2 separate regions of the Homo sapiens genome follow, and region 2 is linked to region 1. A link is a loop called in an ENCODE intact Hi-C map of the cell type or tissue named here. Cell type or tissue: OCI-LY7. All regions are shown on one strand.

The links. Peaks named below come from ENCODE experiments on the same cell type or tissue, not always from the same donor. Only the 100,000 strongest peaks of a DNase experiment are listed, where the experiment ranks them.
Region 2: it touches region 1 in a loop (3-fold over the local background); 3 of 110 quality-filtered maps call a loop at or near these places.

The regions. Positions count from the first base shown.
Region 1 is chr20:33,564,173-33,572,172 of GRCh38, forward strand. All of the region lies in intron 1 of CBFA2T2 (CBFA2/RUNX1 partner transcriptional co-repressor 2), which reads left to right. Among named protein-coding and RNA genes, the nearest start is that of CBFA2T2, 78 kb to the left of the region's middle. RefSeq lists enhancers at 4,023-4,949, 4,202-4,261. In OCI-LY7, CTCF peaks have their summits at 4,665 and 4,870; DNase peaks (open chromatin) are centred at 4,449, 4,969, 5,439, 6,779 and 2 weaker places; H3K4me3 peaks cover 7,520 bases; H3K27ac peaks cover 8,000 bases.
Region 2 is chr20:33,511,105-33,519,104 of GRCh38, forward strand. All of the region lies in intron 1 of CBFA2T2 (CBFA2/RUNX1 partner transcriptional co-repressor 2), which reads left to right. Among named protein-coding and RNA genes, the nearest start is that of CBFA2T2, 25 kb to the left of the region's middle. RefSeq lists an enhancer at 6,040-6,804. In OCI-LY7, a CTCF peak has its summit at 4,701 (motif pointing right); a DNase peak (open chromatin) is centred at 4,677; H3K27ac peaks cover 1,052 bases.

The sequences.
Region 1 (8,000 bases):
TAATTAAGTGGACAGTATAGTACTCTTCAATTTCTTCCTTCAATTTTATAGTCAGATTTCTTGAGGTGGAGGGGACTTTTTTCTTTTTCTTTCTTTTTTTTTTTTTTCCGAGATGGAGTCTCACTCTGTCGCGCAGGTGGAGTGCAGTGGCGCGGTCTCGGCTCACTGCAACCTCCACCTCCCGGGTTCAAGCTATTCTGCCTCAGCCTCCCAAGTAGCTGGGAGTATAGGCGTGCCACCATGCCTGGCTAATTTTTGTATTTTTAGTAGAGACGGGTTTTACCATGTTGGTCAGGCTGGTCTTGAACTCCTGAACTTGTGATCCGCCTGCCTCAGCCTCCCAAAGTGCTGGGATTAAAGGAGTGAGCCACCGCGCCTGGCCCTCTTTTTTTCTTTTCTCTTTTCTTTTCTTTCTTTTTTTTGGGACATGGTCTCAAACTCTGTTGATCAGGCTAGCATGCAGAAGCATGATCATGGCTCACTACAGCCTTCACTCTTCCGGACTTCAGTGATCCTCCCACCCTGGCCTCCTGAGTAGCTGGGACCACAGGCACGCACCACCACGCCCAGCTAATTTTGGTAGTTTTTATACAGGTGGGGTTTTGCCATGTTGCCCAGGCTTGTCTCAAACTCCTGACCTCAAGCAATAGAGCCACCTCGACCTCCCAAAGTGGTGGGATTGCAGGCATGAGCCACCACGCTGACTTGAAGGAGACTTTTAAAATGGAACTTTTCCCAAGTTTTCTTTTCTTTTCTTTTCTTTTTGAGACGGAGTCTCGCTCTGTCACCCAGGCTGGAGTGCAGCGGCGCGATCTCGACTGACTGCAAGCTCCACCTCCCCGGTTCATGCTATTCTCCTGCCTCAGCCTCCAGAGTAGCTGGGACTACAGGCACCCGCCACCACACCCGGCTAATTTTTTGTATTTTTAGTAGAGACGGTGTTTCACCGTGTTAGCCAGGATGGTCTCGATCTCCTGACCTCATGATCTGCCCGCCTTGGCCTCCCAAAGTGCTGGGATTGTAGGTGTGAGCCACTGCGCCCGGCTCCAAGTTTTCTTTTATACCAAATTGACTAAAATGATTTTGTAAAAATTTGGGGGCATCTCTTTTGATAGGTGCATTGTTCAACAAGCATCTTTGGGACTTTTCTGAATACTTGAGAGGATATAGTGTTTATACTGAATTCACATGGTACTCCTTCAGTGAGAAAACACTTTCCATTGTAGCCTAGGAGACATGAGTGGGGAGAAAAGGACTTAATGCTTTTCTGTAGGATAGGGCCTACTATAGAGGGCCTGAAAAGGGGATTTCATATGACTATGTCCATGCTAGGAATACTTTGGATGCTAGAGTTTCAGGAAACATAATAAATAAGAAAAAATATGCATTTTAGGATGTGAAGATTCACTCACTGTAAATAAAGTTGGGTGATTAAAAGTCTTGCTAGGACCAGACATTTCAGGAGAGTATTGCTTGCTACTGAGGTTATAACCAAGATACATTTGAGTTGAATACTGGAGAAAATCATGATTCTTTCTGAAGATTATGGAAGCATCATGAGAATCTTACTACTAGGAGGAAATTCTCCTAAATTGGCTTCCAGTAATGACCCAAGCATATTTTCATAGCGAGGGTCCTTGTTGGACTGGAGGCACATAATGCAATAATGCCAATAAACTGGAGATGAGGATAATGACATTTAAGTGGCTTTGCGGGAACATCAAAAAATACATTTGAGTGAACGAATGTATTTAATACACAACTGGAAAAATTCAGTTGGATCCGAAAGATTGGTTGGGTCAGTTCATTGATGGTTATTCTAAGGCTACTCAGTGCTCATAAGTTCCCAGAGATGACCTATGGACAATATTAGGGTTGGAAAGGATCCTTTGGATAATCTAGTCAAACACATTATTTTATAGATAAAATAGGAAAGTTGAGGGAAAGATAATGGGATGGCAAATAGTCTCCCCAGCCCAGAGTTCAATATCCTCCTGGTTGCTGGCTGAGCTTAGACTAGAATTATGTTGAGTTTCCAGGACACCCATTTTACGAATGTTATTTTGAATTGCCTGTTGTATGTGATAATATGGTAAGGGATTTTTTTTAAAAGGTGAAATCTCATAGAGGAGATAAAGTGTACAAAAAGTGGCTGGGCGCCAGTAGCTCACACCTGTAATCCCAGCACTTTGGGAGACCGAAGTGAGCGGATTACTTGAAGTCAGGAGTTCGAGACAAGCCTGGCCAACGTGGCGAAACCCCATCTCTACTAAAAATACAAAAATTAGCCGGGCGTGGTGACATGTGCCTGTAATCCCAGCTACTCAGGAGGCTGAGGCAGGAGAATCAATTGAACCTGGGAGGCGGAAGTTGCAGGGAGCTGAGATCATGCCACTGTACTCCAGCTTGGGCAACAGAGCAAGACTCAGTCTCAAAAAAAAAAAAAGTACAAAAGTAGTAAGTCCTGAAAATTAGCACCAACTGTAGGAATCAGAGAACCTTCCTAAAGGAGGTCGCGTTTGATCAGAATTTAGAAGGACAGGAAGGATTTGGACTTCTCATGTTTGGAAGGAGCATAGTGGCAGGATGGAAAGGTTCCCTTTCTTCTAGAGCCTTAAATTAAACTTTATTAAATGCATAATTACATAGTATTCATTTCTACCATGTTTTGAAGTATGTCTAGCTGTTGCTGTCTTTCCAAATCCAAGATCAGTTGTTTACTTCTGAGATACTTACCTTTATGCATGCATAGCCGTCTTTTATATGTGTGATTTATATACCAGGAAGCTGTGATTTAAAAGATTGCTACCATGATGGACTCTGTGGATTGTTTAATTTTCCCTCCAAGTTCAAGTCAGTAAATAAAGGAATTAGTGGTGGTTGTATCTTGCAGAAAAACAACATATTATAACTGGTGTTTGTATTTTCACTGGCTGATGGACTTTCCAAACAGCATTTGACTTTTGAGAACTATATGATGACACAGATTGATACTGGGGAATTTAAAATGCATATGGATTTAATTTTCCTAAAGCATGCCAAAACCTGAAAAAGCAACTCTTTGTGTTTTGTTTAAAGCAACAGCTCGTGGAAATCCTGTTATCGTTCAATCCTCAGCAGTTTGTTATAGATGCCTGGCAAGGTGGGATGCAGTTCTGTATATGTATACATATTATCTGCAGTTGTCTCTCGTAGCTGGAGCTCTGCAGTAAATGGAGTGTGTACAGTAGTCTCCCCTTAGTCGAAGTTTCGCTTTCCAGGGTTTCAGTTACCTGTGGTACAGTACGCTAAGACATTCTGAGAGAGAGACCACATTCACATAACTTTTATTACAGTATATTGTTATAATTGTTATAATGTTTTATTCTTGTTAATCTCTTACTGTGCCTACTTTGTAAATTAAACTTTTTTTTTTTTTTTTTAATTTGAGACGGAGCTTCACTCTTGTTGCCCAGGCTGGAGTGCAGTGGCGTGATCTCGGCTCACTGCAACCTCCGCCTCTCAGGTTCAAGCAATTCTCCTGTCTCAGCCTCCCAAGTAGCTGGGATTACAGGCATGTGCCACCACGCCCAGTTAATTTTTTGTATTTTTAGTAGAGATGGGGTTTCACCATGTTGGCCAGGCAGGTTTCGAACGCCTGACCTCAGGTGATCTACCCGCTTCGGCCTCCCAAAGTGCTGGGATTACAGGCATGAGCCACCACGCCCAGCCTGTAAATTAAACTTTATCGTAGGTATGTATGTATAGGAGAAAACATAGTATATATAGGGTTTGGTACTGTCTGGGGTTTCAGGCATCCGCTGGGGGTCTTGGAACGCATCTCCTTCAGACAAGGCGGGGACTATTGTATTTTCATTTGATTGTGGTAGTTTGGACAGATGGAGAGAAGACGGTGAAAGATTGTGTGTGGGTTTTGACATTAGGCTGTGTAACCATAAGCTGATTTAACCTTCACCTCTAAGCCTCAGTTTTCTCAGCTGTAAAATGGGAATAAAAATGAGTTCTAAGGATTTAATTAGAAAGAAATTAGCATGATACTTCCTGCATCAGCACTCAATAAGATTTCTCTTTCCATGTGATTTTTCCCAGTCCCCCAAAAACATTGAAGTCACAATAACTAAAAGATTTACTTAAAATGGGAGTCTTGGATATTTTTACTGTCTCACTTGAGACTGACAGGGAACCCAGTTCCCTAACTAATTCTAAGTCATGGGAGAAGGGTGCGTGTAGAGAATGCTGTAGAGAATGCGGCAGTCTTTAAAAACTCAAACCTGTTGCTGTGTGGCAAGCTGTTAACATTTAGGGACCTTGCACCACTTACTCTGCTGGAAGAGCTGGGGGATGGGCTGCTTTGAGGGTGACAGATGTGTCCTCTGCTGCCGGCGGGCGCGTGCCTGCTCTGTCCCTCTGCTCCCAGCACCAGGTGCAGCCATTGTTCTGGCTGGTCTCTCTTCATCCGGCCTCGTCTGTTACTCTGCTCTTTCTAGCTCATTGTTTCTGTAGGAAATTAGCATTAAAAACCCATCTGAAACCCCCATGTCCCTCAACTGCAGGTGACTGTTATTGGCCCCAGCTGCCACCCTTGCGCTTGATTACTTCCATATGGGTCTATGCAAAGAAGTAGTAGCCATTTATTGATTTCCACCACAACCCCAACCTCTATTACTCAAACTATAATACCCTGAAATCTATTAGACCCCCAGTAGGCTGTATAGCTCAGTTGGCGCTACAACTGTGATGAACATTTTACAAGCAAAACTAATTACACCCTTTTCCCCACCCCCATCACCTCCTCCCTAAATATTAAATGTAGAAACACCAGAGTGTCATAAGTGGAATAGTAAATCTTTTAAATGTCTGGAAATGAATCTGTTTCTGAGTAGTAAAGCTTTTAGACTTTGGATGGGATTTTATGGAAAATTTTAGTCACTGCTTTAATATTTCATGCCACACCCATAATATTCAAGCAAATCGTGGCCCAGTGCCCCTAGGGTGGGGGTAGGGCACACAAAAATTTTCATCACTTGCTTTTTGGTTTGTTAAATTTAATCCAGTGGGCAGTATGTTAGGAAAGGGGCCTAGTTTAAAAGGATAATATGTTTTGTGGGAGAAAACAACATGCAGTCATTGTTAAATGCTTTAATTTTGCATTATTTTGTTGTTTGTTCTCTGTGTTTACACAAATAATTGTTCTAGTTTACTCATTAGAATAAATACCACAATGAGAAGGTCGATGTTTTAGACTTCTTTCTTCCTTCATCAGTAAACAAACTTAAGTGTTCCACTTTGGTTATTGTTCTAAATCAAGATTGTAATCTCAAACAGGTAATAAGTTCTCAGCTTCAAACTCTAGATAGAATTTCAAGGACAATCCAAAGTTGTTATTGACTCCTGATGAATTGTATTGTGACCTTGACAAAGTCACTGCCCTGTCAGTGAAGGGTATTCTGGTAGCCTTTACAAGTCAATAGCCCAGGAAATCAAGGGGGAGGTCATTGACTTTTGCCTGTTGAGAGTTTAGCAGTGTAACCCAGTTTTAAAGTAAAATCTTGAGTTTACAGCATTTTAAATTAAATTATTTAATAATTTGGAAAATTTAAAGTAACAATTTCAATGTTTTAAGCTTAGCTGCATAGAGCTTTTATCATAAGGAACATAGGGCCATTTCTGTTGGAAGAAATGTCTTTTTGGCTTTCTTTCTTTATATTCTATTTATTTTGGAGTTTAAAAAGGTACTAAAGCCAGGCCCTATGGTGTGTGCCTCTTGTCTCAGGTACTCAGAAGCCTGAGGCAAGAGGATTACTTGAGCCCAGTCATTCAAGACAAGCCTGGGCAACATGGCCAGACCTGTAATCCCAGCAGTTTGGGAGGCCAAGGCGGGCGATCACCTGAAGTCAGGAGTTGGAGACTAGCCTATCCAAAATGGTGAAGCCCCATCTTTACTAAAAATACAAAGAAACTAGCCAGGTGTGGTGGCACATGCCTGTAATCCCAGCTACTGGGGAGGCTGAGGCAGGAGAATCACTTGAACCCAGGAGGCAGAGTTTGCAGGGAGCCGAGATCATGCCACTGCACTCCAGCCTGGGTGACAAGAGCGAGACTCCATCTCAAAAACAAACAAACAAAAAAAGATACTAGAATTTGAAAAGCCCCTGGCAGCCAACATTTTACGTGACAGCTCCTATGAAGGCAAGCCTCTAGGTAGAGCAATGTGATTATATTTAGAATAGGTTAGGAGTTGTAGTATTTGAAGAGTTTTTTTCAGAGCTTTTTAATCTGCTCCTTCGTTTTAAGCAGTGGAGAAATTGAAAGGTAGGGAAGTCAGTAAAGGGGAAGAGTTGAGATTTGAAACAGAGCCTTCTCTGACTCCAAATTAAGTGTACTTTGATTTGAAGTTTGGAGCTAGTACATGTTGGGAATGTTGATCAGTATTGCTATAGATATTGTCGTCTTGAGGTGAGTACATGTGCTGTTAACCCTTCTTTCTGGTACTTAGGAAGAATGGGGGTTTCCTTCTGTGGCCTTACTGATTCTTTCATTCTGTCATTGTACATACTGAGAAACAAAGTTAAATAGTAAAAGGAGTTTGCAGTCTAATGTGAGACTCATTTTCTTTTCATCTGTTTTAATTTTATTAAGTTGTCCTCTCTCATTCCTAGGGCTAATGCCACAATGAAACTGGAAATAAGTTTTCTTGCACTGTGAATGTGAACTGAGGTTTCCACAAGCAAACTGTGCTTCTGTCTCCCCAAGTAGAGAAGCATGGCAAATAACCACAAGTGCTTTGTCGGGGCCCCAGGCTTCTCACTTACCTTTCCCCAGTCCTGGCTCTGTTCTTCATGTCTAAAGTAAGGGAGGACAACAGACTTGGTGTGTGTGTGACTGACCTTCTAGAAATGTTAACTTCCATCTTTATCTTGGAGAATGAATTGAAGTGTTTCCCTGCCTTTCCATCCAAGGGAACCATCTCTAACAACAAATCTTTTTAAGTGGGTCTGGAGGGGGGACAGAGAATTGGTGATTTGTCTTGGTAATTATGTTGTTTTTTGGAGTCAGTTTCAAACACTTCAGTAAAAATGTTTAAGGCTCTTCAACTTTTTTGGTTTGTTTCATTTTAATGTACTACTTTATTCTATTTTCTCACATTTTGTACGCACAAATCAATAGATACTCTTAATTGAATAAGTGAAAATAGTGGGTGAGTTTAAAGATAGATGTTTCGTTTTCCTTATTTTGATGATTACTTTTAAAATTTTAATGTGTACTTGACATAAAATCTAATGTCAATTCATATATCCATTTTTTTCTTTAAGTACAGAAGTCTTAGAACACTTCAAATTCAGTAACTTTTTCAATATATTACCGCTGTCTAGGATTTTGTTTCCATTTTGTTTGTTACACTCCCAGCCAAAATAATAGTTACCATTATTTTTAAAGCTATTAATTTCGATTTACCAATATATTTATTGAATTATCTGGTCACTTTGCATATTTATCACAATTTTCCTTCTAGGTTAATAATTCATTCCTGCCAAGTGTATCTGTTAATAATTCTTGGAGAATCTGTAAGTAGTACACTCTTTTTGCTGATCTGAAGATATCTTTATTTCACCTTTACTTGAATGATAGTTAAATGTGGTTAGAGTGTAAAGGTTGACAGTTATTTTCCATTAGCACTTGGGAGTGGTGATTTCTTTTCTTGTGTTTTGTTTGTTTGTTTGGTTTGTTTGGTTTTTGAGATGGAGTCTCGCTCTGTCGCCCAGGCTGGAGTGCAGTGGCACAATCCCGGCTCACCATAACCTCCGCCTCCCAGGTTCAAACGATTCTGCTGCCTCAGCCTCCAGAGTAGCTGGGACTACAGGCGCCTGCCACCACGGGCCTGGCTAATTTTTGCATTGTTACTAGAGACGGGGTTTTGCCATGTTGGCCAGGCTGGTCTTGAACTCCTGACTTCAGGTGATCTGCCAACCTTGTTTATATGAGGAAGTCCCTCATAAATT
Region 2 (8,000 bases), 53 kb before region 1:
AGTTTCTTTTGCTGTGCAGAAGCTCTTTAGTTTAATTAGATCCCATTTGTCAATTTTGGCTTTTGTTGCCATTGCTTTTGGTGTTTTAGTCATGAAGTCCTTGCCCATACCTGTGTCCTGAATGGTATTGCCTAGGTTTTCTTCTAGGGTTTTTATGGTTTTACGTCTAATATTTAAGTAGTTAGTCCATCTTGAATTAATTTTTGTATAAGGTGTAAGAAAGGGATCCGGTTTCAGTTTTCTACATATGGCTAGCCGGTTTTCCCAGCACCATTTATTAAATAGGGAATCCTTTCCGCATTTCTTGTTTTTGTCGGGTTTGTCAAAGATCAGATGGTTGTAGATGTGTGGTTTTATTTCTGAGGCCTCTGTTCTGTTCCATTAGTTTATATATCTGTTTTGGTACCAGTACCATGCTATTTGAGCAAAACTCTTAAAAAAATGGTTTATGTAAAGAGAAAAGTAACAGAAAAAAGGCTGTCTTCCAAAAGGATTACAGGTGTGAGCCATCATGCCTGGCCATAAACTTTTTATTAAATAGACAAAATGCATAAATCATAAATGTACAGCTCAGTGAATTTTCACAAAGTGATCATACCTGTGTAGCTACTATGTAGATCAAGAAATAAAGCATTAGGGCATGGTGGTGCATGCCTGTAGTCCCAGCTACTCAGGAGGCTGAGGCAGGAAGATCACTTGAGCCCAGGAGTTCTGAGGATGCAGTGAGCCATGATCATGCCACTGCACTCCAGCTTGGGCTACAGAGCAAGACCCTGTCTCAAGAAGAAGAAGGCTGGGCACAGTGGCTTACGCCTGTAATCCCAGCACTTTGGAAGGCCAAGGCAGGGAGATCACTTGAGGTCAGGAGTTTGAGACCAGCCAGGCCAACATGTGAAACCCTGCCTCTACTAAAAATACAAAGATTAGCTGGGCGTGGTGGCATGCGCCTGTAGGCCCAGCTACGTGGGAGGCTGAGGTAGGAGAATCGCTTGAACCCGGGAGGGGGAGGTTGCAGTGAGCTGAGATCTACGCCACTGCACTCCAGGCCAGCGACAGAGCGAGACTCTGTCTTCAAAAAACAAAAATTAGCCGGGCATGGCGGTGTGCAGGCGGTGTGCACCTGTTAATCCCAGCCTCTCGGGAGGCTGAGGCAGGAGAACCACTTGAACCTGGGAGGCAAATGTTGCAGTGAACCAAGATGGGGCTACTGCACTCCAGCCTGGGCGACAGAGCGAGACTCCCTCTCAACAAAAAAAAAGTAAAAGAAAACATTAACAGCAACCACTTCAGAAGCCTACCTTCTTACTTGCCAGTCACTGTCCCTCCTTCTCCAAGGGGTAACCACTATCCTGACCTCTATCACCATTCATTAGTTTTGCTTTATTCTTTTTGAACTTTATATAAAGAGTCATATAATGTGCATTCTTCCATATCTGGCTTCTTTTGCTCAACAGTAATGATACATGATCTTGTGTTAGTAATAATAGTCCATTCTCAAATTTCTGTCTAGGGTTTTGCCACAGTAATATACCACAGTCGGTCCATTCTGCTGTTGAGGTATATTCTGATTGTTTCTAGTTTTGGACTATTAGGAATAACGCTGCAGGGAACATTCTTCTGTGTATGTGGGTGCACGTATGTATGTCTTTTTTTTTTTTTTTTTGGAGACGGAGTCTCAACTGTGTTGCCCAGGCTGGAGTGCAGTGGCGCGATCTCGGGCTGACTGCAAGCTCCGCCTCCTGGGTTCAAGCCTTTTTCCTGCCTCAGCCTCCCAAGTAGTTGGGACTACAGGCTCCTGCCACCAAGCCCAGCTAATTTTTTGTATTTTTAGTAGAGACAGGGTTTCACTGCATTAGCCAGGATGGTCTCGATCTCCTGACCTTGTGATCCACCCACCTTGGCCTCCCAAAGTGCTGGGATTACAGGCGTGAGCCACCGCACCCGGCCACGTATGTATGTCTTTTTGTTGGGTGTATGCCTAGGAATGGGATTGGAGGGACATACAGTGTGCATATGTTCAGCTTTAGTAGATGCTGCTGCTGTCAAAGTTTTCCAGAGTTGTTCTATCAGCCAATGCTTGCATCAGCAGTCTGTGAGAGTTCCATTTATTACACATCCTCTCCAGACTAACAACTTGCTGTTGTTAATGTTTAACCTTTTTGAAGAGCCTCTGCTTTGTGAGATAGGTAGAGGGCATACAGTCGTGAAGAAAACAGTGCTGCTTTCATAGACCGTAATGGGTTTTTTTGTTTTTTTTTTGGTTTTTTTTTTTGAGATAGAGTCTCACTCTTGTCTCCCAGGCTGGAGTGCAGTGGCACAGTATCAGCTCACTGCAACCTTCACCTCTCAGGTTCAAGCGATTCTCCTGCCTCAGCCTCCCAATTACAGCTGGGATTACAGGTGCCCACCATCACGCCCAGCTAATTTTTGTATTTTTTAGTAGAGACGGGGTTTCACCATGTTGGCCAGGCAGGTCTCGAACTCTTGACCTTGTGATCCGCCTGCGTTGGCCTCCCAAAGTGCTGGGATTACAGGCGTGAGCCACCGCACCTGGCCAGATTAGCTGGGGCATGGTGGCAGGTGCCTGTAATCCCAGCTACTTGGGAGGCTGAGGCAGGAGAATCGCTTGAACCCGGGAGGAAGAGATTGCAGTGAGCCAAGATTGCGCAACTGCGCTACTGGCCGGGTGACAGAGTAAGACTCTGTCCCAGGAAAAAAAAAAAAAAAAAAAAGAATGTTGTACCTGTTTAATATATTTAGGTGTTGATAAGTACTTGCTGTTTTTTGTTTTGTGTTTTTTTTTGTTGTTGTTGTTGTTTTGAGAGGGGGTCTTTTGCCCAGGCTGGAGTGCAGTGGTGCGATCTCGGCTCACTGCAGCCTCTGCCTCCTGGGTTCCAGCAATTCTCCTACCTCAGCCTCCCAAGTAGCTGGGATTGCAGGCACCGGCCACCATGCCTGGCTACTTTTTTTGTATTTTTAGTAGAGACAGGATTTTACCATGTTGGTCAGGCGGGCCTCGAACTCCTGACCTCAGGTGATCCACCTGCTTTGGCCTCCCAAAGTGCTAAGATTACAGGCGTGAGCCACCGTGCCCTGCCTTTGTTTTTTTTTTTTTTTTTTTTTTTTTTGAGATAGAGTCTTACTCTGTCACCCAGGCTGGAGTGCAGTGGTGCGATCTCGGCTCGCTACAACCTCCACCTCTTGGGTTCAAACGATTCTCCTGCCTTTGCCTCCCCAGTAACTGGGATGACAGGTGTGTGCTACCACACCGAGCTAATTTTTGTATTTTTAGTAGAGACGGGGTTTCACCATGTCTGGAGAGGAGCAGTCCAGGCAAAGGTAATAGCGGGTGTTGAGGCCCTGAGGTAGGAACATGCTTGATATGTTTAAAGAGCACCAAGGAGGCTAGCATGGCTGGAGCAGGGGATGGAGCGAAAAGCTGATGTCAGGGAGGTAGATGGGGGCCAGAGCACACAGCGCATTTGGGGTCATGGTAAGGATTTTGGATTTGCTGAATGAAATCAGTTTTGAGCAGGAGGGTGACATTATCCCCTTTACCTTTTAAAGAGATTGCTTTTATTTATTTATTTATTTTATTATTATTATTTTTAAAGACAAAGTCTTGCTCTGTCCTATAGGCTGGAGTGCGATGGTGGGGTCTTGCTCACTGCAACCTCCGCCTCCTAGGTTCAAGTGATTCTCCTGCCTCGGCCTCCCGAGTAGCTGGGACTACTGGTGCCTGCCATCACACCTGGCTGATTTTTTAATTATTAGAGATGGGGTTTCACTGTGTTGGCCAGGCTGTTCTTGAACTCCTAACCTTGTGATCCGCCCGCCTTGGCCTCCCAAAGTGCTGGGATTACAGGCGTGAGCCACTGCACTGGGTCTAAGAGATTGCTTTTAGAGAAAACACCTAGTGAATCAAGGGAGGAGGTAGGAATGTGAATTAAGAAGTTACTGTTGGCCGGGCTTGGTGGCTCACGCCTGTAATCACAGCACTTTGGGAGGCCGAAGCGGGTGGATCACCTGAGGTCAGGAGTTTGAGACTAGCCTAGCAAAAACATGGTGAAATCCTGTCTCTACTAAAAATAGAAAAATTCACTGGGTGTGGTGGCAGGCGCCTGTAGTCCCAGCTACTTGGGAGGCTGAGGCAGGAGAATTGCTTGAAACCTGGAGGTGGAGGTTGCAGTGAGCCAAGATCGTGTCACTGCACTCCAGCCTGGGTGACAAAGCAAGACTCCATCTCAAAAAAAAAAAAAAAAAAAAAGTGTGGCACTGCACACCAGCCTGGGTGACGGAAAACGTGTCCTTGGCCAAATAGTGGTATCCTGCTCAATGAGGGATAATGTTATTTATGCTATAATATCTACCTATTATTTATTCTGTAGTGTTCTGCATTGACACTATAGTTTTTTATTTTTATTTTTTTATTGAGATGGAGTCTCACTCTGTCATCCAGCGAGGCTGAGGTGGGTGGGTCAGAGACCTCAAGTTTGAGACCAGCCTGACAAACATGGCGAAACCCTGTCTCTACTAAAAATACAAAATTAGTCGGGCATGGTGGCGTATACCTGTAATCCCAGCTAATTGGGAGGCTGAGACAAGAGAATCACTTGAACTCGGGAGGCAGAGGTTGCAGTGAGCCGAGATTGTGCCATTACACTCCATCCTGGGCCACAAGAGGGAGACTCCATCTCAAAAAAAAAAAAAAAAAAAACGGGGCGGGGGGAATATCTTATAATTACTTTCCTAAAGATAGCTTTCAAAAATTACAGTGTCGAGAAGGCTCATACCTGTAATCCCAGCCCTTTGGGAGGACAACACAGAAGAATAGTTTGAGACCATCCTGAGCAAAATAGCAAGAATGCATCTCTACAAAACATAAGAAAAATTAGCCAGTAGCACACCTGTAATCCCAGTTACTCAGGAGGCTGAGGCAGGAGGAGGCTAAGCCCAGGAGGTTGAGGCTGGAGTGACCTGTGATCATGTCACTGCACTGTGCCTGAGAGACAGAGCAAGACCCGGCCTCAAAAATGTAAAAATAAATTCAAAAAATGAACAATAATTTAAAAACTACAGCGTCAGACGGGCATGGTGGCTCACACTTGTAGTCCCAGCACTTTGGGAGTCCGAGGCGGGCAGATCACCTGAGATCAGGAGTTCGAGACCAGTCTGGCCAACATAGTGAAACCCCATCTCTACTAAAAATATAAAAATTAGCTGGGTGTGGTGGTGCATGCCTGTAATTCCAGCTACTCAGGAGGCTGAGGCAGGAGAATCCCTTGAACCTAGCAGGCAGAGGTTACAGTGAGCTGAGAGCGTGCCACTGCACTCCAGCCTGAGCAACAGAGTGAGACTCCATCTTAAAATATAAAAATAAAAAACTATAGCCAGGTGCAGTGGCTCACGCCTATAATCCTAGACTTCGGGAGGCCGAGGTGGGCAGATCACAAGGTCCAGAGTTCGAGACCAGCCTGACCAACATGGTGAAACCCTGTGCTGGGATTACAGGTGTGAACCACCATGCCCAGCCAAGACATTCTTTAAAAATGCCTAGCAAATATAGTAAAAAGTAAAAATTCTCTTTCACCTCATCGCTGAAAGTTTCTGTATATTTTCAGGCTTTTTGGTATACCTTTATACACATCTGTAATACTCACGCAGTGTTTTTTCTAAATGGAATGATACTGTACATAATACTTTGCAGTTTTTATAATTTACAGTCAGATGGGAAGGACACAAAACTATTCTAGAAGATCTTTGCTTTAAACAGTAGTGAAGACATTTATCTCTTCTGTTGTTTTAAGTGCCTTGGAACAGATTTTATGAACAACAGCAACATTCGATATTGATTTGCTCAGTGTTAGTAGTGAGATGCCTTTAGTAGTGAGATCACACCTTTCAGAGAACTTTCTAAATGCTCTGTAAATAAAAGCAGATATGTGATGGACTGCTTCATGATGTTGCCAAGCACCATTCACATCCTTTTCCCTTTCTCAGAAAGTGCAGAGTCATCCATTTTGGAGCAGTTAGTTCTTGCAGATCTACCAATTACCTGTGGTTATAGGAGATGATGTTTCTCTATCTGCCTGAAAGTGGAAAAAGGAATTAATGAACCTGTGAAGTTCAGTTCTGTAACTAGACAGAGCTGTGCTGGAAATGAAAATAAGTCCTTTCTGTTATTCATGACATATGGGAAGAAAAGCTTCAGGTAGATCAAGCTCTGCAGGCCTAAATCCACAGAAGCCTTGCCAATTTTCAGCTCATTATTGCCATCAAGGTATTTTGGTGATTATTTCCACTATTGTAAACTAATTCATAGGACTGGTTTTTTTGGTTTTTTTGGTGTTTTTTTTTTTTTTTGAGACAGAGTCTCGCTCTGTTGTCCAGACTAAAGTGCAGTGGTGTGATCTTGGCTCACTGCAATCTCCGGCTCAATCACTCAAGTGATTCTTGTGCCTCAGCCTCTTGAGTAGCTGGGACTGTAGGTGAATGTCACCATGCACAGCTTTTTTGTATTTTTAGTAGAGATAAGGTTTGGTTTGGTTAGTAGAGCCTAGGTTGGCTAGGCTGCTATATTTTGCCTTTTTTTTTTTTTTTGAAGACGGAGACTTGCTTGCAACCTCCGCCTCCCGGTTCAAGCAATTCTCCTGACTCAGCCTCCCGAGTAGCTTGTTCTACAGGTGTGTGCCACCATACCTGGCCAATTTTTTGTATTTCTAGTAGAGATGGAGTTTCACTGTGTGGGCCAGGTTGGTCTCAAACTCCTGACCTTGTGATCCACCCGCCTCGGCCTCCTAAAGTGCTAGGATTACAGGCGTGAGCCACCGTGCCCAGCTTACATTTTGCTTTTATTTTTTTTGAGACAGAGTCTCTCTCTGTCACCCAGGCTGGAGTGCAGTGGTGCAATCTCGGCTCACTGCAACCTTCACCTTCCAGGTTCAAGTGATTCTCCTGCCTCAGCCTCCCAAGTAGCTGGGACTACAGGCACGTGCAACCATGCCTGGCTAATTTTTTGTATTCTTAGTAGAGACTGGGTTTCATTGTGTTAGCCAGGATGGTTTCGGTCTCCTGACCTCATGATCCGCCTGCCTTGCCTCCCGAAGTGCTGGGATTACAGGCGTGAGTCACTGCATCCTGCCTACATTTTGATTTTAATGTCTTACTGTTAATGATCCATGCACCAAATTCCCATGCTGTTAGTATTTTTCTCAGAATGACAAAGGAATTGAAATGCCATTGTGGGATAAAATTAAATATTGTCAAAGGCCTGCTCTGAGCCAGTCTATGGACTAGGTAGATATATTGGGGAGATAATGAAGTAGGCTCTTGTTGGAAACAGAGCAGACCAAACCAAACAGAAAATGAATTTGTCAGACCAGGCACGGTGGCTCACTCCTGTAATCCCCACACTTTGGTAGGCTGAGGCGAGTGGATCACCTGAGGTCGGGAGTTTGAGACCAGCCTGATGAACATGAAGAAACTCCCTCTACTAAAAATACAAAAAAAAAAAAAAAATTAGCTGGGCATGGTGGCACATGCCTATAATCCCAGCTACTTGGGAGGCTGAGGCAGGAGAATCTCTTGAACCCGAGTGGCAGAGGTTGCGGTGAGCTGATAACACGCCATTGCAGTCCAGCCTGTGCAACAAGAGCGAAACTCCTTCTCCAAAAAAAAAAAAAAAGTGAATTTATCTGTGTCTTGGTTTTCTTTTTTTCTTTCTCTTCTTTTTTTTGAGACGGAGTCTGGCTCTGTTGCCCAGGCTGGAATGCACTGGAGCGATCTTGGCTGACTGCAACCTCCGTCTCCCGGGTTCAAGCGATTCTCCTCCCTCAGCCTCCCAAGCAACTGGGACTACAGGCTCACAGCACCATGCCCAGCTAAGTTTTGTAGTTTTAGTAGAGACGGGCTGTCTCAGTTTTCAAATAATGAAGGTGAATTCAACTGGTAAATGTAGGTTTCTATTAAATAATGATTAAGGAAAGAAAAATAATATTTGG